Linked DNA regions of Homo sapiens: region 2 is linked to region 1. Evidence: read pairs that join two places in POLR2A ChIA-PET (ENCODE). Cell type or tissue: CD4-positive, alpha-beta T cell. All regions are shown on one strand.

The links. Peaks named below come from ENCODE experiments on the same cell type or tissue, not always from the same donor. Only the 100,000 strongest peaks of a DNase experiment are listed, where the experiment ranks them.
Region 2: POLR2A ChIA-PET joins it to region 1 with 8 read pairs; 8 of 35 experiments call an interaction of 5 or more read pairs at or near these places.

Annotation. Positions count from the first base shown.
Region 1 is chr9:128,024,371-128,029,370 of GRCh38, forward strand. No RefSeq gene overlaps it. Among named protein-coding and RNA genes, the nearest start is that of NAIF1, 40 kb to the right of the region's middle. RefSeq lists an enhancer at 4,362-4,531. In CD4-positive, alpha-beta T cell, no CTCF peak of the experiment used is centred here; DNase peaks (open chromatin) are centred at 2,101, 2,521, 3,021, 4,321 and 2 weaker places; H3K4me3 peaks cover 3,091 bases; H3K27ac peaks cover 4,815 bases.
Region 2 is chr9:128,092,304-128,097,303 of GRCh38, forward strand. The region is part of intron 1 of SLC25A25 (solute carrier family 25 member 25); the gene reads left to right. Among named protein-coding and RNA genes, the nearest start is that of SLC25A25-AS1, 24 kb to the right of the region's middle. RefSeq lists an enhancer at 1-168. In CD4-positive, alpha-beta T cell, no CTCF peak of the experiment used is centred here; DNase peaks (open chromatin) are centred at 888 and 2,238; H3K27ac peaks cover 1,768 bases.

The sequences.
Region 1 (5,000 bases):
AATATTTATTCTCTTAAAGATTCCAGGAGTCAGGAATTTAGGAACGACCCTAGACGGGCGGTCTGGCTCAGGGTCTCTCCCTGGCTGTGGGCTGTGGCCGCAGTCTCCTGAAGGGACTGGGATCTGCTTCCAGGCTCACCCGTGATTGTTACAGGCCTCAGTTCCTTGCTATCTGATGTCCCCGTGATGTGACAGTGGCTTCGCACAGAGTGAGCACTGAGAGAGCCCCAGATAAAAGTGCAGTCTTTATGGCCTGGTGTGGTGGCTCACGCCTGTAATCCCAGCACTTTGGGAGGCCAAGGCGGGTAGATCACCTGAGGTTAGGAGTTCGAGACCAGCCTGGCCAACATGGTGGTCTCTGCTAAAAATTAAAAAATGAGCTGAGGGTGGTGGCAGGAGCCTGCAATCCCAGCCACTCAGGAGGCTGAAGCAGGAGAATCGCTTGAGCCCAGGAAGTGAAGGCTGCAGTGAGCCAAGATCGCACCACTGCACTCCAGACTGGGCAACAGAGTAAGAATCTGTCTCAAAAAAAAGAGAAAGTGCAGTCTTTTATAAGCGCATCTTAGAAGTGAAAGCACAGCAGCAGAGCATCCTGCCGTTGGTCACTCAGACCAGCTCTGGCCCAATGAGGGAGGGGCTTCCTGAGCCCTTGAATCCCAGAAGTCCAGGATCAGCGGGGCTTTTTTTTTTTTTTTTTAAATAAAGTTTTTTTTTTTTTATTTTTTTTTCATAGAGATGGGGTCTCTCTATGTTACCCAGGCTGGTCTCAAACTCATGGGCTCAAGCAATCCTCCCACCCTACCTCCCAAAGTGCCAGGATTACAGGTGTGAGCCACCTTGCACAGGCTGTTTTTCTTTCCTAGAAACAGGGTCTCCCTCTGTTGTAGTGGTGTGATTATAGCTTCCTGCAGTCTCAAATTCCTGGGCTCAAGTGATCCTCCCGCCTCAGCCTCCCAAGTAGCGAGGACCACAGGTGCACGCCACCACGCCCGCACCTTTCCATTCTAAACCCAGCTGCAGGGAACATCCTTGCTGGCTTCCCTTTGCTCACCTGTGAAAGGTGGGAGGGGGTGTTCCCTATGGCAGTTTACAAGCATCAGCTCATGGAATTCTCATCACACCACTCTGGTGAAACAGATTCAAATGTGCATTTGGCAGAGGAAGGGGTTGGATTCCGTGATTGCTGGGCCCTTCAAGGATTCATAGTGCCCTCGGGAACAGAGCCGTCTTGGTCTAGATAGGCTTTTTCAGTGGGAGGAGAGGGTCAAGGAAGCTGAGAAGTGGAGATGAACCGTAGTAATGCTAGCCTCACACCTGGACCTTCTTCGGTAAATGAAAGGTGGGGCAGGGCCACCACCCCATCACACAGAGGAGGAAACTGAGGTTCAGAGAGGGGCAGAGACTTGTCTCAGGCTGCACAGCTGATCAGTGACAGAACCAGGAATCACAGCCAAGTCCCCGACCTCCAGAGCCTTCTCCTAGGTTCTCACCAGGCACTGGGCCAGGCACAGAGCACACATCAGCTTGCCAGTCCCCACAGAAGCCACAGCCTTACTCTTCCTCCCATTTGTTTGTTGTTGTTGTTGTTGTTGTTAAGATAGTGTTTCACTCTGTCACCCAAGCTGGAGTGCGGTGGCATGATCACAGCTCACTGCAGCCTCGACCTCCAGGGCTCAAGCAATCCTCCCACCTCAGCCTCCCAAGTAGCTGGGACTGCAGGCTACACACCCAGCTAATTTTTGTATGCTTTGTAGAGACGGGGGTCTCGCCATGTTGCCCAGGCTGGTCTCGAACTTCTTGGCTCAAGCAATCCTCCCTCCCCAGCCTCCCAAAGTGCTGGGATTACAGGCATGAGCTACCGTGCCGGGCCTCTTCCTCCCATTTGATAGCAGAAGAAACTGAGGCTCGGAGACACTAGGTGTGGAACACCGCAGGCACCATGCATGCTGAGCACCGTAGCCATGTGCAGGCAGGAGCTGCTGTGGCCCCTGTGTCTGGGGCAGACGAGAGAGGAAGGAAAGAGGAGGCACGGCCTCGCATGAGAGATTAACTTGCGATGCCTCATTATCGCAAATTCATATCTTTGAGGCAGAACCAGAAACAGGATGTGGGTTCCCCTTTAAGGGGCTGGTGCCTCACATTGACAGGTACCATGGGACACATGTGAGCATCATGGGACAGGTAGTGTCGGTAAGAGGTTGGCACCCAGGCTTTGGAGTCAACAGGCTCCTGGCTGTGTGACTGCAGATTCGTGGCTTGACCTCTCTGGGCTTCTGAATAGCACGGGTTGTTAGGCCTGGTGGAACAGTGCTCAATAAATAGTGACAAGGTACTGAGCACTCCAACAAGTGTTGGAGGCAGGGGCAATTATTTGCCAAAAGAGGCAAAGCCTGTGGAGCGGCCTGGCCAGCTTTACCCCCGTCCCTGCTGCCACATCCATCCGCGGTCCTCTGCCCGAGCCCAGCCCTACCAAGCAAACACACCATCAAGAGGAGGCAGGTTGCTATGGCAGTACAGCTTCTGGAAAGGCCCTGGCCTCCCACACAATATCCCTCCACTGTGGTGGCCCCAGGCTTTTCCTGTGGAGGCTTCTGAGGTTGCTCCAGCCTGAGGCCAGCCTGGCCCAGATGCTGACCCAGACACAGCTGTGTTCACATGACACGGGTTTGCCGAGTACCTACCAGGTTCACATGAGCAGGACAGGCAAGGGCCACCCTGCCCTTCCCTCCTCCCAGGGCTCGACCTGGGCCCTGTAAGTGTCACTTGCATTTAGGAGCTACAATACAGCTCTCAGGAATGTCCTGAGTGTCAGGATGACAGGAAGAAAGGGAGAGCCCAGGTTCAAGAAAAGGACACTGGATTGGGTGTTAAAGGCCCATGTCTCGGCCTAACTCAGCCTTAGTGTCTCTGTGGTTGTGAGCAAACACCCATTTCTCTCTGGGTGTTTAGAACTGAGGGGAGTACATGGAGTTCTTTCAAACTAGTCAAAACAGAAGCCGAGCTGTGCACTCAGGAGGCAGGCAGCCCCTTGTTTTGGACTATCGTCTATCACTTACTCGCTGGGTGGCTTAAAGGAAGTTACTCAACATCTCTGAGCCATTTCCTCATCTCAAACTTTTGAATAACAATCCAAGGTTATTCAGAATACTAAATGAAGGCCAGGCATGGTGGCTCACATCTGCAATCCCAGAACTTTAGGAGGCCGAGGTGGGTGGATCACTTGAGGCCAGGAGTTCAAGACCAGCTAGGGCAACATAGCAAGACCTCAGCTCGGCAAAAATTTTTTAAAAATTAAGTCAACAAATAAATAATAGAATACTAAATGGGAACATTTACAGTGCTTAGAACACTTACAGTAGGAGCTCAATACATAGCAGCTGTTGCAATTAGCTCATTTTTTTCTTTAAAATAATTTCCACTTTATCAAAATAATACCATACATCAGTGAATCTGAGGCATCACCAATAGTAAGATGCACCATGATTCATGTGCTGTCCAGAGAAAACACTGCCAATTATAGTGGTCAGGTGCACCACTGATTATAGAAAGATTTATCTTGATTTTAAAGATGTTAAAATGGGCCAGGCATGGTGACTCACTCCTGTGATCCCAGCACTTTGGGAGGCTAACGCGGGTGGATCACCTGAGGTCAGGGGTTTGAGAACAGCCTGACCAACATGGCGAAACCGTGTCTCTACTAAAAATACAAAACTTAACTGGGCATGGTGGCAGGCACCTGTAATCCCAGCTACTCGGGAAGCTGAGGCAGGAGAATCGCCTGAACCCAGGAGGCAGACGTTGCACTCCAGCCTGGGCAACAGAGGGAGACTCCATCTCAAAAATAAATAAATAAATAAATAAGTAAAGAAAGAAAGATGTTAAAATGTGAATACTTTGGCATCTTAGAATTGGTGTTTTGTAGTTTGGCCGGGCACGGTGGCTCACGCCTGTAATCCCAGCACTTTGGGAGGCCAAGGCGGGCGGATCACGAGGTCAGGAGATCGAAACCGTCCTGGCTAACACGGTGAAACCCCGTCTCTACTAAAAATACAAAAAAATTAGCCAGGCGTGGTGGCGGGCACCTGTAGTCCCAGCTACTCAGGAGGCTGAGGCAGGAGAATGGCGTGAACCTGGGAGACGGAGCTTGCAGTGAGCCGAGATCGCGCCACTGCACTCCAGCCTGGGCAACAGTGAGACTCTGTCTCAAAAAAAAAAAAAAAAAAAAAAGAATTGGTGAAATAGCATACGTGCAGGGAAAGCAAAATAAACTTACCCTAAAGGCAGATAACATGCAGTGGTTTCCTGTCTGCCTCCCCAATCTCCCCACGCCGCCTCCCTAGAAGCAACCACTTTTGGCTCTGTGAGCAGTTTCTTTCCAGCACTTACACATTTTATATTTCTAAATAATAAGCACATGCTGCTATCTTTGGGCAGATTTGTTTTAGCCCTGTCGCCTGTCTACCCTCCGCTATCTACCAACCACCCAGTACGACGAAAGAGGAGTCGTCCACTGTGGAAGTCATGTGGCCTTTTAGAGTTAAATCACTAGTCACATCTCAGATTTGTCCATTTCTCTACGTATGTATTTTATTTGTTTTTTCTTCTCCTTTTTTCTTTTTTTAGATGGAGCCTCGCTCTGTCACCCAGGCTGGAGTGCAGTGGTGCTATCTCAGCTCACTGCAACCTCTGCCTCCCAGGTTCAAGCGATTCTCCTGCCTCAGCCTCCCGAGTAGCTGGGACTAAAGGTGCGCACCACTGCACCCAGCTAATTTTTGTATTTTTAGTAGACACGGAGTTTCACAATTTTGGCCAGGCTGGTCTCGAACTCCTGAACTTGTGATCTGCCCGCCTCGGCCTCCCAAAGTGCTGGGATTACAGATGTGAGCCACCGCACCCAGTCCCTTTTATTCTCCTTTTTGAGACAAAGTCTTGCTCTGTTTCCCAGACTGGAATGCAGTGATGCGATGACAGCTTACTGCAGCCTCAACCTTCCAGGCTCA
Region 2 (5,000 bases), 68 kb after region 1:
GGCTGTTGAGGGAAGGAAGGTTGCAATAGACTTGCCTTAGGATTTGTTAGTTTGGCTGAAGAAAGCCATTTGAAAGTGAGGGGCAGCCTGTGAAAGTGTGCCTTAGCTTATCCGAACAGCTCAGGAAGGGCGAAGCTAAAGGGGCGAGAGAGTGTGCCTCGACCGTGGAACCCAGTTGCTTGGAGCTGTGGGGGTGGTCTTGGCATCCTGAAGGTCACAGTCCCCTTGCCTGGGTCCGACCCATCTCTCCTTTGGGTCTGGGAGGAAGAGTGAAGGCATGAGACTGGGTCCGAGGAGAGGCTGGAGTCATGAGGCGCAGAGGCTGGTGCCCCTCTGGAAATGACTGCGGCCGCTGCGGGTCTGCCAACTGTGGGGTCTTTCATCCTTCCTGAGCCCAGAGCGTGAGTTACCATCCTCACAAGAGCCAAGGTAAGTGGTAGTATCCCCATTTCGTAGATGAAGAAACTGAGGTGCAGAATGGTTACATTATTTGCCCAGGGTTAAACAACTAAAGAGAGGTGGAGCTGAGATTTCACCCCCAAATCCTTGTCCTGTGCTGCCTCGTTTTCCCCTTAGGAAAGCAGTTTTTAAGGAGACTAATGGAGTGCTCAGTATTAGAAAGGAAATTGCCACTTGGCTCAGATTTCTCCTCCCTGCTGTAGGAGTGACCTCGTTCACCTCCTGAGCTTTGGTTATTTTCAATCTTTTTACTTAGGAGAAAAATCAGAGAAGAAAAGGAGATTCTGCCCGTTTGGCACATTATAGATACCACAGAGATGTTAAGATGAATTGCTACATTTAAGAAATAAAAGCTCATTTTGCCTTTGCTACTAGGGACTTTTGATGTAATAACATTTGCAGTCATGTGGGCACTGGGGAGAAGTCTTCGTCTTTGATGGGTTCCTTCTGAGCAAAGCAGTGGGTCTCTCAGAGACTGTTATGCCTGAGATGTCTTTGCTTAATATTCAAAGAGAGGGTGTCACTTTGTACCTTTTGATTGTTTTAGACAAGATTGGAATGGCTGTGGCACTAGCTTTGTGAGGAACTTTTATCTATAGACCTGCTTGCCTTATTACTACCTCGAATGGCCGGCTCCTTTTAAAATCACCTATTTTTGTCTTTAGCAGTTAACTGCTCTATTTTTCAGCATCATACAGTACCCCCTTGCCAGCTCTCCCCCCAGGGACTGCCTAGGATAGGACTGTCTGTTCTGAACAGCTTAGTTCCTGGCCTGCAGAATCAAGAGACCCACACCTTTTACTGGCTGATCCCCAAAAGAGAGACAGTTCAGCTGGCTGCAAACTGGGGGAGCCCCAAGTGGGATATGGGGCAGCTGGTTGGGCTTGAAGCCAGAGAGAAAGCAAATCTGAGAAGCATAGACTCTCAAAGCAGATAGACCAAGAACTGGAGTAACAGGAACATGGATGCAGCCCGCATCCTTTTCCAGAACAGTGCTCTGAAGGTGTTTGGGGTTTGTGATCACTGGCTGATTGGGGCTGGCCTCACCAAATCACAAAAAGGACCTCCAGAATGTTCTGGAAACATTTTTGAAAAGTTCACTTTAGGCCAGGCGCAGTGGCTCATGCCTGTAATCCCAGCACTTTGGGAGTCTGAGGTGGACAGATCACGAGGTCAGGAGTTTGAGACCAGCCTGGCCAATATGGTGAAACCCCGTCTCTACTAAAAATACAAAAATTAGCTGGGCGTGGTGGTGCGTGCCTGTACTCCCAGCTACTCAGGAGGCTGAGACAGGAGAATCGCTTGAATCCAGGAGGCGGAGGTTGCAGTGAGCCAAGATTGTGCCGCTGTACTCCAGCCTGGGTGACAGAGCAAGACTCTGTTTAAAAGAAAAAAAGAAAAGTTCACTTTGGTTCTCGGGCTTCTCAGTGTCCCAGAAGCACTACTTTGTTTTGCTCTCACTTCCCCTGTTTAAATATGTCTGCTAGTGAGTCAGGTTCCTGCAAGCTTTTATTCTAGGAACTGTTCCAGTTTTTCCCTTTATCTTTGTCTTACAGTTAATCTTCAGTTGGAGAAGAAAGCCATTACTCTGGAGTGGGAGGTGCCCTCAGCGGCATTCAAGCTTTCAAATCCTGAGGGGCTGTCTTCTCGGAAGCACAGAGAATTTTGCTTATTGTGTGTGTAACTGCCAAGTGTAGGCAGGTTTCATTGGAAACTGGCTACACTAGGCTGTCATGGCAACCTGATCATCAAATGACACTGTGGCCACAGCCGCCAATGAGGTTTGAGAGCCTTAAGGGTGGGTGGGGCTTGAGCGGCTGGATGCTGGCAAAGCTTCCTCATATTAATATTTCTGGCTCAGCCTGAGTCATTGCAGAGGAGGGGAGAGGAACTTTCTGACCTAATGCTACACTCCCAGAGGCACTGTACCTGCCCTGTTCTTATTCATGGTATTCCGGCCTTTACCTGAAGCACCTGCTTTCTTCTGGCATGTAACATAGTGGTAGAACAAGGAAAGCTTTTGGTGGCATTGGCAGATTTGCTGTGAGAAGATGCTCAGGAGAGGAACTGCTACTTTATAGATTAATTGCAATCTGATGCCACTGAATCCTAAGGGACCTAGTGTTGCTGTCACTGTTTCCGAATACTAGTCATAGGAATGGACATCGGAGGAGCTGAAACAGATGAGGGTCTGTGCCACAAAGTCAGAATAATAAAGAGCAGCGAGGCATCGCACACAATGCGCGTTGTGCCCAGATCTTGGAGTGTCAAGAAGGCCGGTGTGAAGCATCAGGGCTGAAACCCGAGGCCTGCTTTAGTTCCTCCATAATCTAGTTCTCACAGAGGCATTCAGAAGCTGTGACACAAACACCGTTTTTGGTTGTATTTAGCTAGGGCTCAACTTGCTCAAGTTACACCTTTCCCACACACCTGCCGCCTTCCAGTATGAGGTATCACCTACTGTCTGGCTTACCGGCATCCTTTGGGAACTGAATACTAAAATCTGTTTTGGGTGCTGTTTGAAGTGGATGTTGTAACAAGAACCCTGGGTGCAAGGCCCTGCCCTGCCCTTGACAGGCTTTGGGAATTGGGCAAATCAGGTCGCCTCTCCCAGGCCTGTTTGCTCAACTCGGAGATTAAGGGATGATCCCAGAGCCCCTCTGGGCCCCCACAGTCTGCAGTTCCAGGAATACAGCAGTTGTCCTGGACACTAGCACCTAGAGATGGGCTTATTTGGGTAGAACTCTCCATTTTTATATGAACATGGAGTCTTGAGTTACCTGTGAAACTCAGTAGGATGGATGATTTAAAAAACCAAATGCCAATTGAAGTTTATCCAATGAAGACATTCCATGAGACTCAGTCACAGCAGCAAATAAGTTAGAACCCTTTTAAAAATTAGCTGGGTGTGCTCGTGGGCACCTGTAGTCCCAGCTACTCGGGAGGCTGAGGCAGGAGAATCGCTTGAACCCAGGAGGTGGAGGTTGTAGTGAGCCAAGATCGCGCCACTGCACTCCAGCCTGGGCGACAGAGCAAGACTCCATCTTAGGAAAGACAAAGAAAAAAGAAGAAGAATACAGGTTTCACTTTTATTTAGTATCATTTTCAAATCTCAGATTTCTTTTGTTAAATACATTATAAAACTCAATGGTACAGTAATATGTGCCATAATTATTTTTAAAATATACTTTAATAGAAAGTGAAATCTCCAATTGAACTTATTCAGTCAAAATATTTGCTTTTTTATATTAGAATGACTGCAGTCATCACTAAAATGAGATATTCAACAGATCTGTATAATTTAGTTTCAGAAGCAAACAATAATTTAACAAAGGAAGACCAGCATTTTTTTTAATAGGGCAACATCTCATTTTATAAAGTAGAGTGAGCATTCCTAAAGACCAGCATTTTAGGGTTCAGCTTTTATTTATAAATGTGAACCTCCTTTAAAATAAAATAATAGAGGCTAGGCGCAGTGGCTCATACCTGTAATCCTAGCACTTTGGGAGGCCAAGGCAGGCAGATCACTTGAGGCCAGGAGTTGGAGACCAGCCTGGCCAACATGGTAAAACCTAGTCTCTACTAAAAATACAAAAATCAGCCAGGCGTGGTGGTGGGCGCCTATAATCTCAACTACTCGGGAGGCTGAGGCACAAGAGTCGCTTGAACCTGGGAGGCAGAGGTTGCAGTAAGCCGAGATCGTGCCACTGCACTCCAGCCTGGGTGACAAGAGTGACAGTCTGTCTCAAAAATAATAATAATAATGATACATTATCTTGTCCATTTGAATATAATGCCCTGACAACTCTATTTGCAGATGCTCAGAAAAATAGGCCTTCATCAAGCATGGTTATAAGTTTGTTTCTTGGGGTCTTAGAGCCCCCTGAGCTAATTCACTCATTTGGAAGCTGTTCATGAAGCACCTTATTTGATCAAGGCAGGAGGTTATTTCCAGACAAGGAGGTCCAAGGGTTTGAAGTAAGAGCCTTCTACCTTCAAGGACCCTGGTGGTAGAGATAAGAGGCGTGTTAAAATAGCCCAAGGCAGAACATTCTGGATTGGGCAGCTTAAGAGATAGCTGAGTGTCATGGATTTAGCGGAGGCTGAGCAGGAATCTGCCTGGATAATCCAGTGCGACCTCATAGGATCCGTCACTAGGGTAGCCCAAGACCTGTTCTCACAGACTCGTTATCAGATCTCTGTTAGAAGGCCCAAATGTCATATCACTTGTCATAATCTCTGTTTCATAATGTTGTGTGTAAGTATCAACATCTTGTAACACCCTCTTTACGAGTTAACAACAAGCGTTTTAGTGCATTAAAAAGTCCTTTTACTTCTGTGATCCCCAAGTAATAACTATCCATTTTTATCCATCCCGGTAGTGGGAAGATATAGTCTATATTAGGAAGTGGCGCACTGTAGAAGGAACAAGGGTGAGACTGAGCCTGTTCTCATCTTGGTGACGTGGTCTCTTCCTCCGCAGCACGAATCTGTGGGGAAGGAATGAGTGGAGAATTCAGGCCGGCCTGCAGAGAGGGTCG